Linked DNA regions of Homo sapiens: region 2 is linked to region 1. Evidence: chromatin loops called from intact Hi-C (ENCODE). Cell type or tissue: heart left ventricle. All regions are shown on one strand. Links, peaks and the distances in the headings refer to the core of each region. The heading gives the core; the rest is flanking DNA.

What was found. Peaks named below come from ENCODE experiments on the same cell type or tissue, not always from the same donor. Only the 100,000 strongest peaks of a DNase experiment are listed, where the experiment ranks them.
Region 2: a loop joins it to region 1, with 4 times the contacts of the local background. A loop is called at or near these places in 1 of 110 quality-filtered maps.

What each region holds. Positions count from the first base shown.
Region 1 is chr3:177,127,056-177,134,563 of GRCh38, forward strand. All of the region lies in intron 1 of TBL1XR1 (TBL1X/Y related 1), which reads right to left. Among named protein-coding and RNA genes, the nearest start is that of TBL1XR1, 67 kb to the right of the region's middle. In heart left ventricle, for the core only: a CTCF peak has its summit at 2,809 (motif pointing right); a DNase peak (open chromatin) is centred at 2,926.
Region 2 is chr3:177,489,217-177,496,724 of GRCh38, forward strand. The region is part of intron 1 of LINC00578 (long intergenic non-protein coding RNA 578); the gene reads left to right. Among named protein-coding and RNA genes, the nearest start is that of LINC00578, 51 kb to the left of the region's middle. In heart left ventricle, for the core only: no CTCF peak of the experiment used is centred there; no DNase peak of the experiment used is centred there; H3K27ac peaks cover 474 bases.

The DNA.
Region 1 (7,508 bases), core at 1,196-5,195:
TTGTTTTAAAGAGTAATCTGCCACAGATTATAATCAATGTGGAACCTGCTGCCCAAGTATAATTCTTTCCATAATGTATTATTACATTAAAAAACCCTTTGTGTTATTCTATGTATCTCAACATACTGCCACCTGACCTACATACAGAAGCTCAACTTGTATATCTAGTTCCCAAGTCCCTTGAGTCATTTCTTTTATGGTATCTCTAACATCATATAAAACAGCACAGAATTGCAACATCTTAAAAGTGTTTAAAATTATCTGTAATTCTCAGTATCATTAAAAATTCTTCTACGATATAACTCCTTCTACTATCCTTTCATCTGTCTGCCCTTTATAGAGTGTGAAGAAAAAAAGAACACAGGGGACCTAATGTTATTTATCTCCAAAACCTAAAAACACAGTATCTGGTATAGCAGGTGCTCAAGAAACACTTTGGATTGCAATCATTGTTGTTACTTGCTATCTTGTATACTATTCTTCACACAGCTCATTAGACTACTAGTATCAACATCTGGCAATTTAGGGAAGACCTGAGATCTATAACAGCTGCAGATCAAGTCCTAAGTACAAGAAAAGGGTATCAAACATGCAGTTCTATTTAATCTTCAATGGACCTGAAAGTTAGAAGAGACAAGGAAGAATTCACTGTCTGAAACACTATTGAGTCACTTTAAGGAGTTTGGGAGGTTTTTTGTTTAAACATATACCGGCAGTTCACATTTTGGATGGTAGTGTGGGAATGTAAAAATCACCAAGATTTGAAACTGAACAAGGTGATCTTAATCAGTGTGAATTGTTCCATTACTTTAAAAACTTGGTCAAGATATTAAAAACATTTACTATCAGTTATCAACGTATAATCAAAACATTGTAAAACGGGCCGGGCGCAGTGGCTCACGCCTGTAATCCCAGCACTTTGGGAGTCCGAAGCAAGCAGATCACTTGAGGTCAGGAGTTCGAGACCAGCCTGGCCAACATGGTGAAACCCCCATCTCTACTAAAATGCAAAAATTAGTTGGGCGTGGTGGTGCACACCTATAGTCCTGGCTACTCGGGAGGCTGAGGCAGGAGAATCACCTAGACCCAGGAGGTGGAGGCTGCAGTAAGCCAAGATCACACCACTGCACTTCAGCCTGGGTGACAGAACAAGACTCCGTCTCAGGAAAAAAAGACAAAAAAAAAATCATTCTTTTAGTACACTGTAATTTAAAACATTAGAACCGATGTGAACTGTTTTATTTCTTGGTAAATGGCTTATTGAGAACTTTGAATAGCAACTTTTGTTCTCATATAACTTATGACACAGAGAGCAAGCATCTTTTCTGCTTTTTTGGAGACAGGGTCTTTCTCTGTCATCCAGGCTGGAGTGCAGTGGCACAAACACAGCTCCCTGCAGCCTGGATCTCTCAAGCTCACGCGATCATCTCACCTCAGTCCCCCAAGTAGCTAGGACAACAGATGCATCCCACCACGCCTGGTTAATTTTTGTATTTTTAGTAGAGATGGGGTTTTGCCATGTTGCCCAGGCTGATTGAGAACTCCTGAGCTCAAGCAATCTGCCCCCGTCGTCCTCCGAAAGTGCTGGGATTACAGGCGTGAGCCACCGTGCCCAGCCTGAGCCACCAAACTTGGCCACTTATGACACAGAGCAAATATCTTTTCTATTTCTTGGGGAAATTTCTTGGGGCATTTTCACACAACTCTCTAAAGCTTCTAACATTTTATCCTTGAATGTTGAATGTCATGAAATATCTCTGATAGAGTTCCTTTATTGTGAAGTTTTTGGCCAGTGACACTTCCTATGAGGCCATCGTCTTTTTCATCACAGCCACTTTCCTCATTTATGTCCATAAATTCACCTTCACTAAGTTTCTCCAGCTGCAGATTCTCGCAACACTCTCCCCATCAGCTATTTCTTCTATAACTCCACTTACACGTGATTCAAATTTCATGTTCAGCACGGTCATTTTTAGAGGTGGTTTTTGCACTTTAATCTTTGATGACATTAAAGTGTAATCTAAGGGCTATGGGATGCTCAAAAGACAGTAGGCCCACAGGAAAAAAACAAGTAATTGAGAAAAAAGGTAAATGGCCACAAAAAATTGTATTATACTTTTTTTAAAAATCCTTTATGGCAAGAACTATCATATGCAAAATCAAAAGCAGGACTAGATGAAGAAAACAATTACAACTCATATCTGAGACAATCAGCTTCCTTTACATGTAACGAGATCCAGAAGAAAATGATTCCCTACTCAAGGATACAGAATGTAAACAGCTTACAGAAAATAAAAATTTTAAAGCTTAAAACATTAAAAAGTGCTCAACCTCCTTGCAAGAGAAATGCAAATTAAGATTTCACTGAGAACTTCTGATACGATTTGGATGAATCTCAGTAAAATAAATCTCTTATAATGCTGAGAAAAACAAGCCATAAACAAGAGCACACACTGTATGTTTATATGAAACACAAGAATAATGAATAGATACTTTAAGTCAGGATAATGGTTACCTTTCCAGAGGCTGGGGATAGAGTAATGACTGGTATAGTGGTTACACAGGTTTGTCCAATTTGTGAACTTCACCATCTGTAGTCTGTACCTTTTAATGTATTCTGCATATCATAATGAAAAGCATATCTTAAAAAAAAAGTACAAGATACCGTTCTTTATCCACCAGTTTGGCAAAGATAAGAAGTTTTATAACACTCTATAGTGTTATAACACACACTGGTGGTAGAAATATCAATAACTACAACCTCCATGAAGACAACCTGGCAGTGAAATTTAAAAATGCACATATCCAGCAGGGTGCAGTGGCTCACGCCTGTAATCCCAGCACTTTGGGAGGCCGAGGCAGGCAGATCACCTGAGGACAGGAGTTTAAGACCAGCCTGGCCAACACGCCAAACCCGTGTCTGTACTAAAAATACAACAATTAGCTGGGCGTAGTGGCGTGCGCCTGTAGTCCAAGCTACTCAGGAGATGGAGGCTGGAGAATCGCTTGAACCCAGGAGGCGGAGGTTGCAGTGAGCCGAGATCACGCCACTGCACTCCAGCCTGGGCGACAGACTGAGACTCCATCTCAAAAAAAAAAAAAAGAAAGAAAGAAAAAGAATAAATAAATACAATAAAAATGCACATATCCTTTGACCGTGAAATTCTACTGTGGGGAACTTATTCATCAAAACGTTTGCACACATGCAAAATAACTTATATACAATGTTATTCATTGCTGCATTATAAAAAGAAACAACCAATTCTCCATCAACAGGGGCCTGGTAAAATTATAATAAAGTATTATTCAGTCAAAAACAACAACAACAACAAAAACAAAACAAGAAACTCTTCAGATATCGATTTGGGAATGATCACCAGGAAAGACAGTTAGGCAATAAAAGCAGTGCATATAATATTCTACAACGTTTTTGGGAAATACATTGGGAGACAGCATATTACGTACTTTTCTGTATATAGTAACATCATCTCTGGAAGGACACATAAAAAACTAATAATACCCGTCACTCCAGAGAGGTGAACCAAGTGGCTAGGGGACAGATGTGGAAAGGTTTTTTGCTGTATACACTTTTGTACTTTTTAAATTTTGAACCATATAAAATGCTCAAGTGTTCAAAACAAGTTAACAAGTTAAAAAAATAATTACCTGAAAGGGAGGCAAAAACAGACCTGTAAAGAGATTATCAAAGCCCAGACTAAAACAATTGTTAACTCCTCAGAAAAGGTCCATCTAGAAATGTTTTGAAAGAAAAGGCCACCATATTTGGGGTTTAGAGGTACTGTGAAATTGGTTAAATTACTGAGCCGGACACAGAGGCTTGCACCTATAGTCCCAGCTGCTTGGGAGGCTGAGGTTAAGAGGATTGTTTGAGACAAGGGAGTTAGAGACCAGTCTGGGCAACATAGCAAGACCCTGTCTCTAAAATAAAAAATTTTAAAACGTACTGAGGCTTATCACGCAGTCAGTAGCACAATGGCAACAGAAACTAGGTTTCAGAGAATATATTGAGAACTTCTTCAGCAAATCGGGAATCCATGTCAAGCACAATGGCAACAGAAACTAGGTTTCAGAGAATATATTGAGAACTTCTTCAGCAAATCGGGAATCCATGTCAAGCGTAGGAGACACTTCAAAGAGAACATACTGAATGCCTAACTCTTCATTCAAAGACACATAGCAACACACACAAAAAAAGTCAAAAGCTATTTGCCTAATCATAAAGACCCTTAAGAGAGAGTCCAGGAAAAATAAAGAAATAGCAAGATGGGAAAGAGAATCACACTCACTTTTACACCCATTCCTTAACACTCACTGCCTCCTGAGCTCAATACTGCATAAAGTGCCTGGTCTTCCAAAGATACTTATTCCCACACCTAAAAGTTGAGAAAACAAAAAAAAACTAAATTAAAAAAACACATTGTCATTCTGAATATCTTTTTTTTTTTTTTTTTTGAGACAGAGTCTCACTCCGTTGCCCAGGCTGGAGTGCAGTGGCGTGATCTCGGCTCACTGCAAGCTCCGCTTCTCAGGTTCAAGTGATTCTCCCGCCTCAGCCTCCCAAATTACAGGCATGTACCACCATGCCCGGCTAATTTTTGTATTCTCAGTAGAGACAGGGTTTCACCATGTTGGCCAGGCTGGTCTTGAACTCCTGGCCTCGAGTGATCCACTCTCCTTGGTCTCCCAAAGTGCTAGGATCACAGGCGTGAGCCACCATACCCGGCCCTGAATATCCTTTGTCAAATCTTAAAACACATTAACGAATTCATCACATCTTCCAATAAAGACAAGATTCCTGCTCTACTGGCATTTACATTCTAGTGGAAGTTTAAAAAAAAAAAAAAAAAAGGAAACACAAAGCACTCTGATTGTTAACCCCAGAAGGCTGGAACTGTCCTGTGTACATTCCTGAAATAAGAGAGGTAATGGCATGGCACTGATACCTGGTCAAAGTACCAAACATACTGATTAATAATGTTGCTCTGAAACCATGAATCCCAAGAGCTATGGCCTGTCTGTACCGGCTTGTCAGCATTGTTTACTGTTAACAGTGAGACTGATGGTTTGCACCTGGTTTTCGTGAGCCCCTTGAGGTTTCTGCCATTAAGGCTGGTTATGTAGCAAAAATATGCCTATGTGGCCAGCAGGAATATAAGCCCCACTGAGATTCCACTATGGGATCCCTGGTTCCAAGGTGTTCTCTGCGCACATCAGTGATCCTGATCCAAGAAAGAAAGATATCCATATGGCCCTACAGAAGGGGGACAATTGAACCTCACACTTAGCTCCTTCAGGTCCACTGATGGGAGGCACCCTTTGCTTGTGATGTGCAACCTAACTTGAAAGCACTTGCTTTAAGTATCGTTTTTCAGCAATAAACCACAGATTGATGAGCACTGTTACTTTGGATCATGTGACTTTTCTTTAGCAATCAAACCTTGTCCAACTGCCACTGTTAACAGAGATGGGGGGAAAGAAAGGTTAACAGATTGTAATAACAGTGGTTAAAAAAATAAAACCGAATGATACGATAGTGGAAAGTCATAGAGACAAAATGGGATTAGAGAACATGGCCAGGAAAGGAGATGGGGAACATGAAATGAGGTACAAATGACAAGAATCCAACAAAGTGACAACCAGGGATAGGCTCTAAGGAAAGAACAAGTTTGATTCCCACAAAAGTAAGGGTGGCTACAGAGTGGCAAGCAATAAACAAATGGCAGGAAATTAAATCAGAGGCAGGCAGGGGCAGATCACAGAGAGCCTTATGAATTCAGATTTCCACCCAATAGCTTTCTTACTGTTCTTGATGCCTGTAACTGCTCACACCGCCCTTCACCCTCACCTCAACAATACATATACTACCCTCCAGAATGAATGCTCTGAGATAAATACAATCATATAATTTCACTACTTAAAATAAATGAATCGGCCAGGTGCGGTGGCTCACGCCTGGAATCCCAGCACTTTCAGAAGCCAAGGCAGGAGGATTACCTGTCAGGAGTTTGAGACCAGCCTGGCCAGCATGGCCAAACCCCATCTCTACTAAAAATACAAAAAACTAGCCGGGCATGGTGGCGCACATCTGTAATCCCAGCTACTCAGGAGGCTGAGGCACAAGAATAGCTTGAACCTGGGAGGCAGAGGCTGCAGTGAGCTAAGATTGCGCCACTGCACTCCAGCCTGGGCAACAAGAGCAAAACTCTGTCTCAAAAAATAAAAAATAAATAAATAAAATAAATAAACGAATCCACAATCCTTGGATTGACATTATCTGTATTTACCACCCCCTGACAATATGGCATAGTTTCAAGATATACATCCTGAGCTTTCATTGCACATTGCATCAAAGTTCTGCTCACTTTTTACACCAGGTGTGTGCCCAATAAACACAATCTATACTAGGCATGATTAACAGTCATACATATCTTCTCTCTGGAGTTGGACTATAATAATACACTCATATGCAGACACACAGAAGTAACACTACATGTTATTCTACATAATAATATACGCATACATGCACAGAAGTAACACTCTATGCACTAGGTGTGGTGGCTCACACCTGTAATGCCAACACTTTGAGAGGCGGAGGCAGATGGATCATTTGAGGTCAGGAGTTCGAGACCAGCCTGGCCAACATGGTGAAACCCCATCTCTGCTAAAAATACAAAAATTAGCTGGGCATGGTGGCACACACCTGTAAGCCCAGCCACTCGGGAGGGTGAAACAGAGGTTGCAGTGAGCCAAGATCGCGCCACTGCACACCAACCTGGGCGAAAGAGTGAGACTCCTATCTCAAAAAAAAAAAAAAAAAAAGTAACACTCCATGTTAACACTATATATTGGACGTCTGTTGTTTTTAGTCTTCCGCTTTTGCTTTAGAGAAACTACACAGCTTCTTCTGCACAGTCTTGGGGTTTTCAATCACAGTGCCCTTTTCTTCCCCGGGCAAAGGACTGGAACATAACTCCAGCTAGGCAAATCAGACAGTCTCCTAGATACGTGAATGTAAAGAGAGAGAAATTATACAGGAAAATAATTCAAACTGATTCTTAACCACTGCCAAGTCAGCCCACTGTGATGTCTACAACCTAGATTCTTTATTCCTGTTTTTGTTAATTCAATGAACTTCCCCATCTTTCCCGTTTTTTGCTTCAGATAACTAGACTGATTCTGTTGCTTGCAAACAAAAAACCTGGAGTCAAGGAACCAAGAGTATGAAAGAGGTCACCACAAGTCACATAGCAACAAGCAGGAACCATAAATCAGAGGAAAGCCTGGTCTATTGGGAGCAGAGAGAAAGAGAGAAAACAGAATTATGGCAGAACACTAGACTTGGAAGCCTAGTACTGTTGCTACTAAGGGGAATACATGATAATTCAGTCCCTAAGAATGTGTTACATTCTATAACACATGCCAATTATCCATGAAGCCAGAAAGTGAAAACAATCAGTTATAGGCAAAACAGTACTACAATTTCCTGA
Region 2 (7,508 bases), core at 1,160-5,159, 360 kb after region 1:
TTACTTATCTGTGGGATCTAAAATCATCAAAGTTGGAGCAGAGAGTGGAATGGGGGATAGAGACGTGCGGAAATGATAGTTAAAGGGCAAAGCTTCAGCTGCGCAAAATAAATAACTTCTGGAGATCTAGTATACAGCATAATGCCTATGGTTGACAGTATTGTATCATATACTTAATATTTGCTAAGAAGATAGATCTTACATTAAGTCTTATCATACACACACAAAATAATAAAAGTGGCAGGAAGAAACTTTGTGGGGGAGGTGATAGGTGTATTAGTCTGTTTTCTGTTGCATATAACAGAATACTTGGAACTGGGTAATTTATAAAGAAAAGGAATTTATTTCTTACAGTTATGGAGGCTGAAAAGTTCAAGGTAGAGAGGCTGCATCTAGTGAGGGCCTTCTTGCTGATGGGGACTCTGCGGTCCTAAGGTGGCGCAGGGCATCATATGGCCAGGGGCTGAGCATGCTCACGTATTAGCTTCAGTCACTCTTCCTCTTCTTATAAAGCCACTCCCATGATAACCCATTAATGAATTAATCCATTAATCTAAAAGTGGATTATTCCATGACCCAATCACCTCTTAAAGGCCCCACCTCTCAATACTGCCATATTGGGGATTGAGATTCAACATGAGTTTTGAAGGGGACATTCAAACCATTGCAACAGATATGTTTATGGCCTTGATGGTAGTGATGGTTTCACAGTATATATTTAACCTCAAACTCACTGAGCTTTTTGCAATTAATATGTACAGCTTTTTGTATGTCAATTATACCACAACAAAGTGATTTTGAAATAAAAGAATTCCAGATTTTCTTCTCATCTTCTTTTTCTGAGATGATTTTTCAGTAGATAGCAGGAGGAAGACTGGCTGACCTGGTGGCAGTGGGAAAGAGGGTTCCCAGGCCCATGTCTGTCCTTCCCTGGCTCCTCAGTCCTCTGCTCTGCTGTCTCTTTCATTCCCGCTCTACTTTCCCTGCTGCTGGGCAGCTGAAATTGGGAGCTGTCAGACTCCTGCTCTATAATCTCTTGGTTTGGTTGGACTTGGTTGTTCTCGCTGCTGATTTGATGCCACTTTCATTCTTGAGGACAGGCTGTTACTCCCACCTCATCCTCTGGTCTAGCAGGCTCCCTTCTGATTCCCAACAGCAAGCCCAGAGTAAGCGCTCTACCTGGTACCTTCAGATACAGCCTACTTCCTATCTCAGGGCAGGTGGAAATGGTCAGATAGGATACTTGGGGACCAAGAGAGCCTCTGGGGGCTAAATTCAGGCCCTCCTTCTGCATAAACGAAGTGTTTCTCTGATGCAGCTATTCTATGGTAGTTTGCTATGAGTCTCAAATGGGAAATGAGGCAAAACACTCTCTGTTTGGCTTTCCTCTAAACCAATGTAAGCCCCATTCTAGAATTGCAGCCCCTTGTGGGGACAGGGACAGGGAGGAGCCATGATGCTTGGTCCCATTTGCTGCCTCCTTTGCTTCCTGCAATGCAGCAGGGCTGAAAAGGCAGTTTTTATTTTTTTCTGTGTTCTCTCCAGAGTTCGTTCTCCCTACCCAAGGCATGTGATGCCCTCTGGTCTGCCAGGCTTGGCTCTTACTATGCTAAATAGAGGCTAAGGGAACTTAGAATGGCCTTTTCTGTCTACCCAAAGCTTGGCTTTCGTGACAATTGTTTTGATGTGGACTTACAAAAGTCAGATTTATGACTCAAAGATAATCAATGGCCTCTTATTCCCTGAGGCAATGCGCTTTTTGGCTAAGCTTGGATGCTGAGGTTGTGAAGGTGCATGATTTAAGGGGGAAATGAAAATATTCAAAATGCCAAAAATACTATCCCCATTACACGCATTGGTTTTTACCGCTACAGGTGACTTCCTAGGGTGACCACCAGCCCTGGCTTTGGGGTTCAAGGACCTACTCATTCTGCTAGAACCAAGATGTGCTGGAAATGGAGAAGTTAAAAAAATGCTTTTCTAGTGGCACTATCATGAATCCAGCATTTTCCTGCCAAAAGGATAGCATTTTCCACGGGTTAAGCGAGTAACTCCACATATTTGAGTGAGCTGAAAGAAATGTTTGTTGTGTGTGTCTGGAGGCGGGGGATGGGGGGTGGGTACGTGCTTAAAAAGGGGACAAGGACGGGAGTCACATGTAGTGTGCAGGGGAAAATTGAACGTATAAGAGGCATGTGATGGGAACAAAATGGTTAAACAGTTCCCTTCTCCCCGCCCCTCCTAAGCAGCTGCATCCAAGAGGGAAGTTTGCCATGGAAACACAGGAAGTATCAGAGAGCTGGGCAACAAGGGAAGCTTTTCTTGTAGTATCCACACTGGAAGTAGCTCTCTTCCCACCAAAAAGCCTGGAGCTATATGACACTTCTCTTGGGAACAGCACAGGAAATAGAGACTAACGTCTATTTATGACAGCAAGCAGCCAGAGATGACAGTTTGCAGAACATATTTGGAGAAAGCAACCTCCTGACAAATGGATTCCATGGGGAATTTGAATTAAAAGTGAACTTTGAATAATTTCAGATGGAGAAATGGCATTAAATAATTGGCATGAAAAGTCTTGACACAGGAGAGTGACCCCTTCAATCCAGATGGTGTGAGACACAGACACAGAGGGACTCAGCAGAGGGCAACGGAAGAGCCAGATATGAAAGACAGAGGAAGGACAGCTGCAGGGGACCAGGGCAGACACTCCCCTCAGCCACATCTGGCCAATTAAAAAAAATTCTCTTAGCTGTGTAGGATTGTATGCTATTATCAGTTCTATATTGAATACCTTTTGCAATTAACTATATATTCAATTCAGCTTAACTTCTTGACATATAAATTGTATGTAGTTCTCGTTCCACAATGGGGTTTGAGTCAGTCTCAAAACATTCTTTTTTTCCTCTTTTTAAATGAAGTCTGCAGTTAAAGAACCCTCCCTGATAATGTTACATATATTTGTCATCATTGGGAGGATCTAAGTAATAAAATTTGGGTGCCAAGACTGGGCAAACCAGGACTATAGCAACTCTAATAGAAAGTAGTTGAGTGAAGCTCATTCCTACGTGGAGGTACCTTTATTTATTTATTTATTTATTTATTTATTTATTTATTTATTTATTGAAGATGGAGCCTTGCTCTGTAAACAGGCTGGAGTGCAGTGGCGCGATCTTGGCTCACTGCAGCCTCTGCCTCCTGGGTTCAAGAGATTCTCCTGCCTCAGGCTCCTGAGTAGAGGGGATTACAGGCATTCGCCACCGTGCCTGGCTAATTTTTGTATTTTTAGTAGAGATGGGGTTTCACCATGTTGGCCAGGCTGGTCTTGAATTCCTGACCTCAAGTGATCCACCTGCCTCAGCCTCCCAAAGTGCTGGGATTACAGGTGTGAGCCACCACGCCTGGCCCCATGATTTATAAAAGCAAGAAAAAAAAAAGAGAGATGAGAGAGGCTGATTGGGACATAAAATCAGAGAGAAAGAAGGAAGTGCAGTTGAGAGTGAGCACATAAAGCACAGTGTGCGTATTAACGGGTGTAGGAGAATCTGTAAAGCGATGAACAGATCTCAGAAGAAGGGACTGGTGTAAGTTGTGTTGTGCTTTTGCTTTTAGCTGAAGAAAGGAAGGCAAGTTTGGAGGAGGAAGAGGGTTGGTTGTGTAGACTTTGAGAGCACAGAAAGGTGTGTTATCTCCTGGCTCTAAGGATCAATATGCAAGTCCTCTAGAGAGAGAAATTGCTAGCAAAAGCAGAAAAAACTATGTGTCTCTGTGACCCAAGTGGAAGGGTGGAGGGGGCATTACTCCCAATGATAAACCGAATACCGTGCCTCTGCAGCATCCTGAGAGATTGCTGCTATGTAGTCTCATTAGGAGACAGCCTTGTTTTAGGGGAGCATCTGTAATCAAGGTAGTGATGAGGTACTGCCCTCAGTGACTTCCTGAGACCATCCACCATGAAGGCGTCTGGATCAGAAGAGGAAGCCTACTGTTAGCATCAATGGTGATTCATTTGTAAGCACTCATGAAACACCATCTGAGAACTTCTAGTTATAATTAGATGAAAGTTCCTAGGGAGTGGCATAAGAATGTGGGGACAGGTGTCAGTGATATTTTACTTATTCTATTAATATGCACCTTCTGTACCAGGTTCGAGAAGCTTATTATTATCCCTGTTGGGAGGGAGGCTTACCAAGGGTAAGTAATGTGTTTGCTGCATCTAAACAAGAAGTGGTAGAGCCAGGATTTAAAGCCATGTTTATCTGCCTCCAATGCTTATTCCTGGTACCACTACGCTGTACAAACTTCCAGTAGAATCCCAAAAGCTGTTAAAATAAGAGGAAAATTTAAAGGGGTAAGTCTTCAAGTCATGTGTCGGATCTTAGACAGTGAAACTTGAGACATGATAGAAAACAGTGGCTCAGGCCGGGTGGCCATGGCTCACGCCTGTAATCCTAGCACTTTGGGAGGCCGAGGCGGGTGGATTTCTTGAGCTCTGGAGTCCAAGACCAGCCTGGGCAACATGGTGAAACCCTGTCGCCACAGAAAGTACAAAAATTAGCCGGGTGTGGCTGTGCGTGCCTATAGTCCCAGCTACTTGGGAGGCTGAAGCAGGATTGCTTGAACCTGGGAGGTCAAGTCTGCAGTGAGCCAAGATGGCACCACTGCACTCCAGCCTGGGTGACAAAGTGAGACCCTATCTCAAAAAAGAAAAAAAGGAAACAGTGGCTCAACATGGAAACTAAAAATCATCTCTGGCCATGGGAGGAGGAACCTCTTCGTATCAACAAAGTTCAAACATGGGTAAGTTTACTAATAGATGTTCTTATAATCAAGTGTTAATTTGGCCAAGTTGTTAAACTTGTTTGGGTTTAATTTTCTATCTGTGAAATGAAGAGAATGAAAGCATCTGTTTTGTAGGTTCATTGAGAGAAGTCACACAAATACAGAGTGTGGTAGATTGTATTTTCCAAAGATGGCCATACAAATATACATATCTGAGTGCCACATGCATTTCTTAAATTGTAACTGACACCTTCTTATTTAATGCTGAGATTTATATTTTCTGGGTTTGGATCAAGACAGAAACTTCCATTTTTGATCAACAGATGCAGCAGAAGTGATGCTATGTGACTTCCAAGGCTAAGGCCATAGAGAGGATACAGCCTCCATCTGATTCCTCTCTCAGGACACCTGTCCTTGGAACTCAGCTGTTATGCTCTGAGGAAGCAAAATTAACTTGCATGGAGAGGCCAATATAGAGAGGAACTAAGGTCTTCAGCTGAGTGCCACCATTGTACAGTAGACACGAGTGAAGACGCTTTCAGATGATTTCAGCTCCCAGTCTTTGAATCTTCCATCTGAGACCCCAGACCGTTGTGGATCAGAGACAAGCTGTCCCCACAGTGTCCTGTCCAATTTCCTCTACAGAATCTGTGAGCATGACACATTGCTGTTTCATGCCACTGAGTTGTGGGGTAAATTCATATGTGTCCTTAGTAACTGGAACAGATTTTGATGCCATGTAAAATGGTACAAAAGAAGAAGAAGATAGCTCGGGAATTTTTGCAACTTGCTTCTTATCTATTAATTTAATTTGGTCCATTGCTAGACCAAGTACGTAAGAGTTAATTCTGTATCTAACAATTTAGTAACCAGATTGTCAGTAAAATGCAAGCAAAATTTAGAAGGACAATGATATTTTGTCCTTCTGTCTTGTATTGACAGATTCAACATGGTACTGGTTCACTTTCAGCTTCTGACAAAGGATACTTTTGTTTTCCTGGTCTCTCTCTTTTTTTTTTTTTGGTTGAGATGGAGTCTTGCTCTCTTGCCCCGGCTGAAGAGCAACGGCGCAATCTTGGCTCACTGCAACCTCTGCCTCCTGGGTTCAAGTGATTCTCCTGTCTCAGCTTCCTGAGTAGCTGGGATTACAGGCGCGCACCACCACACCCGGATAATTTTTGTATTTTTAGTAGAGATGGGGTTTCACCATGTTGGTCAGGCTGGTCTCAAACTCCTGACCTCATGATCCACCTGCCTTAGCCTCCCAAAATGCTGGGATTACAGGCGTGAGCCACCGCGCCCAGCCTTTTCTGCTCTCTTACAATTGTTTTACCTGAGCGCTTACTAATTTACTCTTAGCTAAAGTTCTCCTGTTCAGGAATGAGGAAATTCTAGTAGCCAGCTCAGAGGTGGTCAACCAGAATTCTTGTATTATAGGAGCTCATAATAATAAAACTTTATATTTATAGATGGTTTTGCACAAGGTTTTTACATCCTTAATCTCAAGTGAAGTTTACTAATGCATTTGTGTGGGCTTGGCATATAGTGGCCAGAGACTATACTGATCTAGTATGTATTTGCTGCTTCTTGCAGCTGTTGAAATATGTGATACAGTATATGCATACTAAAGATAAAGATGTACAACTAGGGGGAAGAAACAAAGAAACTAGTGCCTACTTTTGGCATCTATGTGAGAATGTTAAGAAATAGAATTCTGGGGGTAGAGTCCTATGGGGACCTGGTGAATTGGCACATGGCCAGATGCTATGTAAATACATAGCAGCCATCCCACTCTTGGAGGAGAAATAAATACTATGAGAGGGTTGGGAAGGTACAGAAGGTCATTTTGTAACTGCCAAGACCTCTGAGGGTCTAGGATTTTATCTACTTGCAAGCTGACAGGTTAGCCAGCCACAGTTTCAAGGATGCTGGTTGGAGACTTGAGACTCCCAGGTCAGAGGTAAAGGACAGTAGCCAGAGAATTAGCATTTTTGTCCTAATCCCTAAGCTCCAGTTCCCACAGGAGCTACATAATAACTGCACACTCAATGGGTTTGTTACAGAAGAGTCCCCGAACTTAGGGAATCTGAATCTTGTGTAATATACATTTAGCATGCTTGACCTTTGCTTTCAGAGAGAAACATTTTCTTTATTACACTGGACAGTAAGCATACCTGCCTTTTGCTTCAGTGGGAAATATCGCCTTTAAAATCATGGCGAAGCTGTAAGCAACCTGCTCTTTGCTTTGGAGGGAAACACACTGTCTATTATTTCCATGCTGTTTGCTATACAAATATCCTTGAAAAGATAGTTCAGAACAAAAGGCCGTCAGTACTTCTGCTTATAAGATGTGCAGAAATATTGAGAGATCCATGGAAAATTGTCTGCTAACAATAACTCCCAATCTTCAGAGGATCCAAATAAATTGCAAACCAACTATTATTGTTAGGCTAGTGATGAAGGGTCAATGACAGCCATATGCATCAGGAAAATTAGAGGGAAATGTGTACTATAACTTGAATTTACATGTTTTTTCTTCTTATCTGCACTTCAGGATTGTCTCCATCAATGGGGTAGCAAAGACAACTTTCTAACAATTCAATTTCCCTGTAGTTCAAGTCTGTCTTCTTTCTATATTGGTTTGGGGACCTGGTGGCTACCATTGAGACTCTGAGCAGCATCATTCACATTGACTCTGTGAAATAAACAGAATGGGTACTTATTCT